Regions from separate parts of the Homo sapiens genome. Here region 2 is linked to region 1. The links are chromatin contacts, found by Hi-C or POLR2A ChIA-PET in ENCODE. All regions are on one chromosome and are shown on one strand. The core of a region is the stretch at or near the end of the contact, and the rest is flanking DNA. Distances in the headings are between cores, read along the strand shown. Region 1 holds the start of ARFGAP3 (ARF GTPase activating protein 3). Region 2 has its middle 33 kb from the start of A4GALT.

What was found. A loop is a pair of places that touch in the nucleus more often than their neighbours do. ChIA-PET counts read pairs that join two places held with the same protein, here RNA polymerase II (POLR2A). Pooled maps may share reads with other maps.
Region 2: a loop to region 1 is called in a map of gastrocnemius medialis, with 5 times the contacts of the local background. The contact joins the enhancer-like site here to the promoter of ARFGAP3 in region 1. A Hi-C loop is called at or near these places in 1 of 168 maps with a recorded cell type or tissue (gastrocnemius medialis) and 5 of 50 pooled maps. POLR2A ChIA-PET finds 5 or more read pairs at or near these places in 6 of 52 experiments (B cell, BJ, GM10248 and 3 more).

The regions. Positions count from the first base shown.
Region 1 is chr22:42,854,274-42,859,136 of GRCh38, reverse strand. It overlaps ARFGAP3 (ARF GTPase activating protein 3), which reads left to right and starts at 1,864. Exons shown (of 16, transcript NM_014570.5): 1 at 1,864-2,023. The coding sequence starts at 1,955. RefSeq lists a silencer at 1,589-2,338 and an enhancer at 1,861-2,705.
Region 2 is chr22:42,685,919-42,690,767 of GRCh38, reverse strand. No RefSeq gene overlaps it. Among named protein-coding and RNA genes, the nearest start is that of A4GALT, 33 kb to the left of the region's middle. RefSeq lists enhancers at 2,024-2,915, 2,916-3,805, 3,806-4,697. Within about 2 kb of position 2,292, at least 27 of the 41 ENCODE cell types and tissues checked have a DNase peak (open chromatin) inside an H3K27ac peak, as active enhancers do; they include gastrocnemius medialis, where a contact is called at or near this core.

The sequences.
Region 1 (4,863 bases), core at 615-3,114:
GTAGTAAATGGGACCATCATTCCCATTCCCATCAGGAAGGATAAAACTGCTCATAAACATGCCCGGTATTCTGCATAAGGCCAAACTAGTACCCGGTGGACACAAAGCACAGGTGTTATACTTCGACTCAATACAGGAAGAACTTTTAAACCATCAGAGCTACCTGCAAAAGTAATGTACTTTTCTGGAAGATAATCAATTTCCCTTTCTTGGAAAAGTTGCAGCTTTGGGTTTATAAGTTACATTGTCTGCAAGCTCCCAACTGCCACCGAGGGTCTCCAAGCAGATAGGTGGAGTGTACATTTCCTGACTTCTAACAGTAGAAAGCCTCCACCAAAGGCTCTTCAGGATATCCCTAGGAAGCTGCTCACCTGTGCTACTCAGCACTGATTCTTTAATTTCTTTGTACAGATGAATAAACCATGGTTTATTTTATTTTACTTTTTGAGACAGGGTCTTGGTCTGTCGCCCATGCTGGAGTGCAGTGGTGCGATCTTGGCTCACTGCAGCCTCGACCTCCTGGACTAAAGCGATCCTCCCACCTCAGCCTCCCAAGTAGCTAGGACTACAGGCCCATGCCAGCATGCCCGGCTAATTTTTGCATTTTTTTATAGAGACGGGGTTTCACCATATTATCCAGTCTGGTCTTGAACTCCTGAGCTCAAGTGATCCTCCCGCCTCAGCCTCCCAAAGTGCTGGGATCACAGGCATGAGCCCCTGAGACTGCAAATAAACCATGCTTTAGAGAAGGTAAGTGTCTTGACCAAGGCCACAGAGCTAGGAAGCAGCTGGCTGAACTGGGATTGAGGCCAAGGTAGTGCCTTTGATGCCAAAACCTGCTGTCCTTCCTCACTATCACCCAACCTCTTTCCAGTGGCTCCACACCCATTGTGGTGACAGAGGCACCTTCTGCTGAGTGTAAACTCTTCTGGCTGGAATTGTTTCCCAGAGGGTAGGGTGCAGCCCCGAGGGCCGGGGTTAAAAGTCAAGCTTCTCATCTGGACTCATCAGTTCTGACTGAGCACTTCTGCCTCAACCCGCACTGCCATCTCTCCATGAACGTGACACAAAAGCCCTTGGTTTCAGAAAGCCAGTTTCCGGGCAAAGAAAGCTTTCCACCCAGGGCCTGGCGTGAGCTGAGGGCAAGAATTAAAAAGAGTCGGGCGCGGCGGCTCACGTCTGTAATCCCAGCAATTTGGAAGGCCGAAGTGGGTGGATCACCTGAAGTCAGGAGTTCGAGACCAGCCTGGGCAACATGGTGAAACCCTGGTCTCTACTAAAAATACAAAAATTAGCCGGGCGTGGTGATGTACGCCTGTAATCCCACCTACTCGGGAGGCTGAGGCAGGAGAATCGCTTGAACCAGGGAGGTTGCAAGGAGCCGCAATCGCGCCATTACACTCCAGCCTGGGGGACAGAGCGAGGCTCCGTCTCAAAAAAAAAAAAAAAAAAAGGGAAGGCCACCAGCTAAGGTCCGGCGTCAAGGCACGGGCCCTCCGTCCGTCTCGTGCCGAAGGAGGGCGCGTGCGCCCCTTCCCCTGCCTCTGACCTTTCCATGGAAGCAGCCCGTTAGGCGAAATGGCGATCGACCAGGCGAAACGTTGGTGGATCCTATGGCAGCGCGCGTGGCAGGCAGCCACACCCGGGCCCGGCTTCGCCCAGCGCTAAGGGCGTGGAGCCGCGCCGCAAATGGCGCGCGAGCCTCCTGCGCACGCGCGTGCAGCGCCTGGGGTCGGGCCAGCGGCGCGGCTGAAGCGAGGGCGGGGAGGGAAAGCGAGCGGCGCCTGCGCCCCGGCGGTGGACGGGCCCGGTCGTGGGCGGGGATTGGGGCGGAGCCTGACCGTTACGCGCAGCCCCGCCCCCGCGGCCTCGTCGCTCCTGCTGAGGCGGTAGCCGCTTTTCGTCGACTCTTACCGGTTGGCTGGGCCAGCTGCGCCGCGGCTCACAGCTGACGATGGGGGACCCCAGCAAGCAGGACATCTTGACCATCTTCAAGCGCCTCCGCTCGGTGCCCACTAACAAGGTAGCGGCCGCGGGCGAGTGCGGGCCTGCCTGGCATCCCTGCGGGAACCGGCGGGAGGCCCCGCGGGCGCCAGTGCCCGTGGCTTGGGAGGCGGGGCCGGCGCGGCCTGTGACACGTCGCACTGTGGGGCCGCGGCAGCCTGGCCGGGCCGGGGCGGGCGGGGCCGGGCAGCTGAGAGGCCCGGGCGGGAGGCCGCAGCGCGGGGGTCCTCACGCGAGCCGGGGAGCGTTCCCGGGGGCGGCGGCGCGGGCACACCCCCCGGCGAGCTCTTGGGGCGGGGGGCGAGCACCGGCGGCTCTGAGCGGAGGCGGGGGCGGGGGCATCCTCGGGGGCGCTGCGAGGAGGGAGCTCCCGGCTCGGAAACCCCGGCTGCTGGCGCCGGATGCGGGGAAAGCGCGGCTCCCCCAGCGCCACCCTGGAGCTCGACCCCGCCTGTTGGAGCCGGCTTGGCTCCTCGGGCCTTGCGGTGCCTGCCTCAGTTTCTCTTCTGATAAAGTTGCCGAGTAGTCTACGCTTTGGCTTCCAGCTTTTGTCGCTTTGGCCAGGGAGGCTCACCACAGCCTCCTCCCTCTCCTCGGTTCTCTTTGGAGATGGAGGTTTCCTTTTTTTTTTTGTCTCCAGAGGCTGTTCTCTCCCTGGAACTTTTACAGCTTTGCGCAGCTGGCTGGAGGCGTTGGGGTGACGCAGGGGGCTAAGGTGACACGTCGGGTCGGAGAGGGACTTGGAGAGTGCAAAGGGCTGTCGCGTCAGCGTGGGCTCTCCCCGCCCCTCCTGTGACACGAGTGTTGTCTGGTTCCCACTGTCACTTCCCGAAGGGAACAGCTGTTATTGAACCTCGATATGCTGGCATAGAAAGTTCCCGAGTGTTACAAAATAGGTGTTTCTGTTGGTTTTAAGTCTTGATGGTACAGGGGAGCCCATATTTTTTCCAGCCTAGGTGAGGAAGGAAACAGTTTATTGGAGGTGATGTCTGATGGATGTGGGAAAGTTAAGAGAAAGGCTCCAGGAATTCTCCAGTGCCCGTTTCTTTACTGTTCTCTTGATTTTCACATTTTTATTTATTTATTTTTTTAGAGACAGGGTCTCACCCCGTCACCCAGGCTGAAGTGTAGTGCCTTGATCCTAGCTCACTGCAGCCTTGACCTACCCAGCCCAAGCCATCCTTCCTTCCCAGCCTCCTGATGAGGCTGACACCACAGGGCTGTACCACCACGCCCAGCTAATTGTTATTATTAATTAATTAATTAATTAATTTTTGTAGAGACAGGGTCTTGCTATGTTGCCCGTGCTGGTGTCAAATTCCTGGGCTCAAGCAGTCCTCCTGCCTCCTCCTGCCTTGGCCTCCCAGAGTGCTAGGATTACAGGCATGAGCCACCATGCTGGCCTTAATGTTCTTTTTTTTTTTTTTAACGTTTTAATTTTAATTTTTTTGAGACAGAGCCTTGCTCTGTCGCCCAGGCTGGAGTGCAGTGGTGCGATCTCAGCTCACTGCAACCTCTGCCTCCTGGGTTTGAGCAATTCTGCCTCAGCCTCCTGAGTCGCCAGGATTACAGGCATCCACCACTACACTCAAGTAATTTTTATATTTTTAGTAGAGACGAGGTTTCACCATGTCAGTCACTCTGGTCTCAAACTCCTGGCCTCAAGTGATCCACCCGCCTCGGCCTCCTGAAGTGCTGGGATTACAGGCGTGAGCCACCGCGCCCAGCCTTGATTTTTAAATTTAGATTGATGTGTTTATAAAGAGTGGGTCCTGTGTAACTTAGTCAAGATTAGGATCTGCGGTTAGCAATGTGTAAACTATATTTTTTTGTCACCTTTATCTCAGAAACATCAACATGTATTCTCTTTGATTTAATTCAAAGATAATTTTAAATTAGAAATCAATGTCTTTATATCAAGAGGCTTTTGAGAGACAGGCTTGTATTGTCCAAACTGCTACTTTCTAGGTATGTCACCCTTGGACAGGTTACTTGACCACTTTGTCCCTTTTTTCCTCCTCTGAAAATGGGGCATGAACTAGACCTGACTCAGAGGGTTATTGTGAAGATTAAATGGAATAATCCAAGAAAAACACTTAGAGTAGGAACTGCATATAATAGTCTTCAATAAATGGCAGCTGTTTTTATGATGAAGAACACACCTGTGAAAAATTTATATTCTGTAATAAGATTAATAAAAGCAATGAGCAAAAATGTTTTCTGGTAATGTTTAACAGTAATGTGCTATATTTCTTGGTTGAGACCTTTTATTTGATCATTGGTTTGAAACCCTTACCTAAACGAAGATAACAATAGCATTTTAAAATTGGGGTCATAAAAGACAGCTCTAAGATACATGAGCCAGGAAAGGTAATCAAAGAAAAACAAGTCGGCTTACTTTTAGAACATGGTATCCAATTTCTTCGTCTCATGTATGATGATTTACTCTAGATCAAAGGTCATGAGGGTCAATTCTCTTTTTTCTTTTTCTTTCTTTTTTTTTTTCTTTTGAGACAGTCTAGCTCTGTTGTCCAGTCTGGAGTGCAGTGGTGCGATCTTGGCACACTGCGACCTCCTCCTCCCAGGTTCAAGCGATTCTCTTGCATCAGCCTCCTGAGTAGCTGGGACTACAGGCGTGTGCCATCACGCATGGCTAATTTTTGTATTTTTAGTAGTAATGGAGTTTCACCATATTGGCCAGGCTGGTCTCAAACTCCTGACCTAAAGTGATCCGCCTGTCTCAGCCTCCCAAAGTGCTGTGATTACAGGCGTGAGCCACCGCACCTGGCCAAGGGTGAATTTTCTTGTTTGTGGAAATCCTTCTTTGTTGCTATACCATTCCTTACTTTTATATAGATT
Region 2 (4,849 bases), core at 1,043-3,542, 170 kb after region 1:
CATAAGGTCAGGAGTTCAAGACCAGCCTGGCCAATATGGTGAAACTCCATCTCTACTAAAAATACAAAAACTAGCTGTGCATGACTTGGGGCGCCTATAGTCCCAGCTACTCGGGAGGCAGAGGCAGAATTGCTTGAACCCGGGAGGCGGAGTTTGCAGTGAGCCAAGATCGCACCACTGCGCTCCAGCCTGGGTGACAGACTGAGATTTCATCTCAAAAAAAAAAAAGGAAATTATGAAATTATGTGCATAAATGTCTGCTTAGGGCAGAGAGGTGGGTAGGAAGTGCCAGTTCCCAGGGAGGATGCTGTTGACTCCTTATCCACGGCCATTCTCCTCCCGCTTCTTTCTTGCTAAGGAAACCCCAAGTTTGTTCAACCCTCAGGTAGCTTAGGGCTGTAGAGGAAGTGGGCCCTCCCTAGGCCTGGGGGTGAATCTCTTTTGGTCTAAGCCAGTCCTAGTCATTCCAGTCCCTTCCTAGTAATTTGAGTGGAAATGGGCATATAATGCTATTCTGGCCAATGAGAGGGCAAGTCAGCTGGAAAAGAGGGCTCTGAGAAAATGTTCATAGACAAGAAAGCAACATTTCTGCATTTGGCAAAAGGGTGTAATGCTCCAAGCAATGGCAGCCATCTTGAGGCCGTGAGGGGACAAGTCTGAGATCAAATGTCACCATACTGCATCCTTGAAGACATGAAGACCTCAGCGAGCTGCTGAATTAACCAACCCTGAAAGCGCCCTATCCCGACTCCTTGTCTCGTGTGTTAGATGCTATTTACCATCCTCAAGTGTCCATTCTTCTTGTGGTCCTTAGAAAAAGAACACAGCGAGTTCTAGGCAGACATAGCACCTCCCCTTGGCAGCTGGCTGTGGCCATGTGACTAAGTCCAGGCCAATGGGATGTGAACAGGAGTGATGCGGGCAACTCATGGATGATCTTAAAGACATTTGCTTTGGGCACTCTAACCCGCTTCCCACTGGCTGGAGCATGGCAGCAGCTGGAGTGCTTTGCAGGGCACATTTTGGGGGTGGCAGAGTGGCCCCAGTGGCCTTGGAGCACTCACCTTGGGACTGTAATGTGAGACAGAAACAATCTTCTTTTTTTTTTTTTGAGACAGAGTTTGACTGTTGTTGCCCAGGCTGGAATGCAATGGCGCGATCTCGGCTCACCGCAACCTCCACCTCCCGGGATCAAGCAATTCTCCTGCCTCAGCCTCCCGAGTAGCTGGGATTACAGGTGTGCGTCACTACACCCAGCTAATTTTGTATTTTTAGTAGAGACAGAGTTTCTCCATGTTGGTCAGTCAGGCTGGTCTCAAACTCCCAACCTCAGGTGATCAGCCCGCCTCGGCCTCCCAAAGTTCTGGGATTATAGGCATGAGCCACCGTGCCTGGCCTAATTTTTGTATTTTTAGTAGAGACAGGATTTCACTGTGTTGGCCAGGCTGGTCTCGAACTCCTGACCTCAGGTGATCTGCCCACCTTGGCCTCCCAAAGTGCTGGGATTACAGGCATGAGCCACCGTGCCTGGCCTGGTCTCGTTTCTCTCCTTGGAAGTTGGTGGGGACCGGGGCTGGGTTCTGATTTTTGGCAGTGGACTAAAGCTGGGAGGAATGTCTCACGTCTCACCTCCCCTTGGTTTCCTGCTGCTGCTGCTGCTGCTGCCGCCACACCCACCCTGGAAGGGGATGCTCCTCCTCCCCCAACCCCACCGCAGCACAGATCACACCTGAGTCCAGGGCCTGAAGCCTGGTCCCACCCTGACCCCCAACCTCACAGCAGAATTCCGAGCACGCCTTGCACTGGGCTAGTCCAAGTTAGAACAAGCAGAGATTTAGGAACAAGTGAACCATGAAACCAGACTTCCAGGAACACGGGGGCTCACTCATCCCCGATCTCTGTTGGGCACTCAGAGGACATTACAATTTAATATTTAAACAAGAAGTTGAATATTGATACACCAGCAAGGGGGAATTATTTTCCTTCCCCTAGAGCTGCTGGGAAAACGACTCCCTGCTTGCCTATGCCTGGCCAGCTGGGAAGATTCTTAAATAACCGACTGGACACCGGCCCCAGGCCACGCAGTGCTCCCCCAGTAAAGGATAGGTCCACGTCTTTCTCAGTCCTGGCCAAAAACGTCTGTGAACACACCCACTAGAAACAAGCCAGGAACAAACCGCTGCTCTGAGGATCTGATTACATTTCCCCAGGGCAGGTTTCCACCAGAGCGAGCGCCCCTCCCTCCTCCTTTCCCAGAACTCCGTTGCCCAACAACTGTTCCAGCTCCTGCTCCTGAGGCGGGGGCAGCCTGAGGAAACCAGGGCCTCAGGCGACAGCCGGCTCTGTTAGGCAGGGGCAGGACAAAGTGCAAGGTCCCTCTGGAATCCCCCAAGGCAGAGGGCAGGAGCCAGACTCCTCCGGTAGCTGTGGGGGCTCGGAAGGGGACATTAGACTCTGGTCTGTGGCTGTTGGCGCAGGGAGGTGAAGAGTGGTAGCTGCCCCCCGAGGCAGGCACTGGACCCCTTCTCGGCTCCCCAGCCAGCCTCCTTCCTACCCTGTGCACAGAACAGTGAAGGTCTGGGTTCAAATCCCAGCACCGCCACCTACTTGCTGAGCTTCTTTCTCTGTGTGGAAAGTGGAGGTGTGATAACACCACTCTGTGTCGTAGAGAATGTGTTCTGTGCCAGGGGCTGGGCTGGCTCATTTGATCATTACAACCATGCTGGGAGGGGGCACCACCCATCTCTTTGCAAAAGAGGAGATGCACAACTCTGGCCAGGGGTCGGTGGCCAGGAGGCAGGAACGGAGGATCTTTGGGACCCCTGCCCTGCCCCGGGCCTTAGACCCATTGCTCCCAGCCCAGAGGTGCAAGAACACAGCACTGTGATGGGCAGAGGCTGGGGTCCTCACCTGGCCGGGTGGTGTGGTGGCAGCGGGCATCTTCTGGCCTTGCAGCCTTTCTGCTGTTACCTCTGCCCTGCCTGTGCCTGTCCTCACTGCCTCTGTGTTCTCCAGGATGCTACTCTTATTTCTGGCCAGCTGGATCCTACTCTTATTTCTGGCCAGCTGGATCCTGGCCCATTTACATAGTTGCATTAAGAGGCTGGGCTGAGGCCAGGTGTGGTGGCTCACGCCTGTAATCCCAGCACTTTGGGAGGCCGAGGCGGGCGGATCACTTGAGGTCAGGAATTCAAGACCAACCTGGCAAACATGGTGAAACTCCATCTATACTAAAAATACAAAAATCAGCTGGGCTTGGTGGCGCATATCTGTAATTCCAGCTACTTGGGAGGCTGAGGCACAAGAATCGCTTGAACCCAGGAAGTGGAGGTAGCAGTGAGCCGAGATGGTGCCATTGCACCACCACCCAGGTTGGAGTGCGGTAGTGCAATCATGGCTCTCTGCAGCCTCAAATTCCTGGGCTCAAGAGATCCTCCCCCCTCAGCCTCTGAAGTAGCTGGGACTACAGGCATGGGCCACCACGCCCGCCCAGCTAATTTTTAACTTTATTTGTAGAGTCGGGGTTTCACCATGTTGCCTGGGCTGGTCTCAAATTCCTGGCCTCAAGGGATCCACCTGCCTTGGCCTCCCAAGGTGCTAAGATTACAGGTATGAGCCACCGCGCCCGGGCTGGTTATTGTTTCTTGATCTGGTGCTGGTTAAGTGGTGTGTAATTTGGTGAAAATTCACCGATTTTAGATTTAGAGTTTGTGGACTTCAAGAACATTGACATGAACAACAAGACAGAGGCCGTGAGGGTGGAGGAGAGGGCAGTTGGAGAGGCACTTGGGCCAGGGAACAGGGCTGGATGTTGGGGATTTAGGGTGCAGCCTGGCTTCTGGCCAAGTGGCTGGAGAGATGGGAGGATGAGCAGATGAGACACGCAGCTGAGACTGAATGTGAGGGGCCCCCCAGAGATGTGGCTCCCGGGGACCCAGATTGAGAAGCTGACCTTAAGGTGATGGGAAGTGGTGCCGTAGGAAGGAGGGCTGGTTCTGGGTGAGGCAGCTGAATGAGGGGCATGGAACCTGAGCACCCATTCTAGGGGCTGCCTGCCCCCAGAGAGTGGGTTCTGGAGGAGGGCCTGGGGGAGATGGGGAGAGGACCAGAGCCAGCAGCATCCAAGGAGTGAGCAGGGTAGCATGGAGAAGTTCTGGAGCTGCTGCTGACACGTGGCCTCAGGAAAGAGAACCAAAAGCTGGGGCCCTCAGAGCCCCCTGTGTCAGCAGCGCCAGGCACCCTGGTCTGGGACAAAGGCAAGTGGCCACACCCACCTATTTATAGAAGGCAGCTGGCAGGGATCAGGGGAGCCTTACAGGGGCCCTGGGGGAGGGGGCACTGGCAGGGGATGATGAAGGCTCTGCCAGGTCTCTGCCAGCCCCGCCCATACCCTCAGAGCAGAGGCCAGGCCAGAGTTCAAGGAGATCTGGGACAGATGCAGGCCGACTGCACCCTGCAGGCACAGCTGGGCCTAGGAGCAGGGGCTTTTGTCCATCTGTGCTCTGTGGAGTGAGGGAGCTTTTTCTTCTCTGGCCTTGCTGTCCTTTCCTGTGGTATAGGAGACCCCATTTGTCTATGCCATGAGACCATGTACTCCTCCTGGAGCCCAGGGTGGGGTTCCCTCTTGGCCCCAGCCCAATCCAGGGTTGGACAGGACATGCCTGCTTACTGAGGGATGAATAAATGAGAAACTCACGTCCCCAGAGGCTGAGGGACCTGCACAAACCCCAGGCCTTCTCCTGGCCACTCACACCCCTCTGATGTTGCCCTAAAGACCTCAGGGCCTCCAGGTGCAGAGGCTCACACCTGTAGCCTCAGCACTTTGGGAGGCCAAGGTGGGTGAATCACT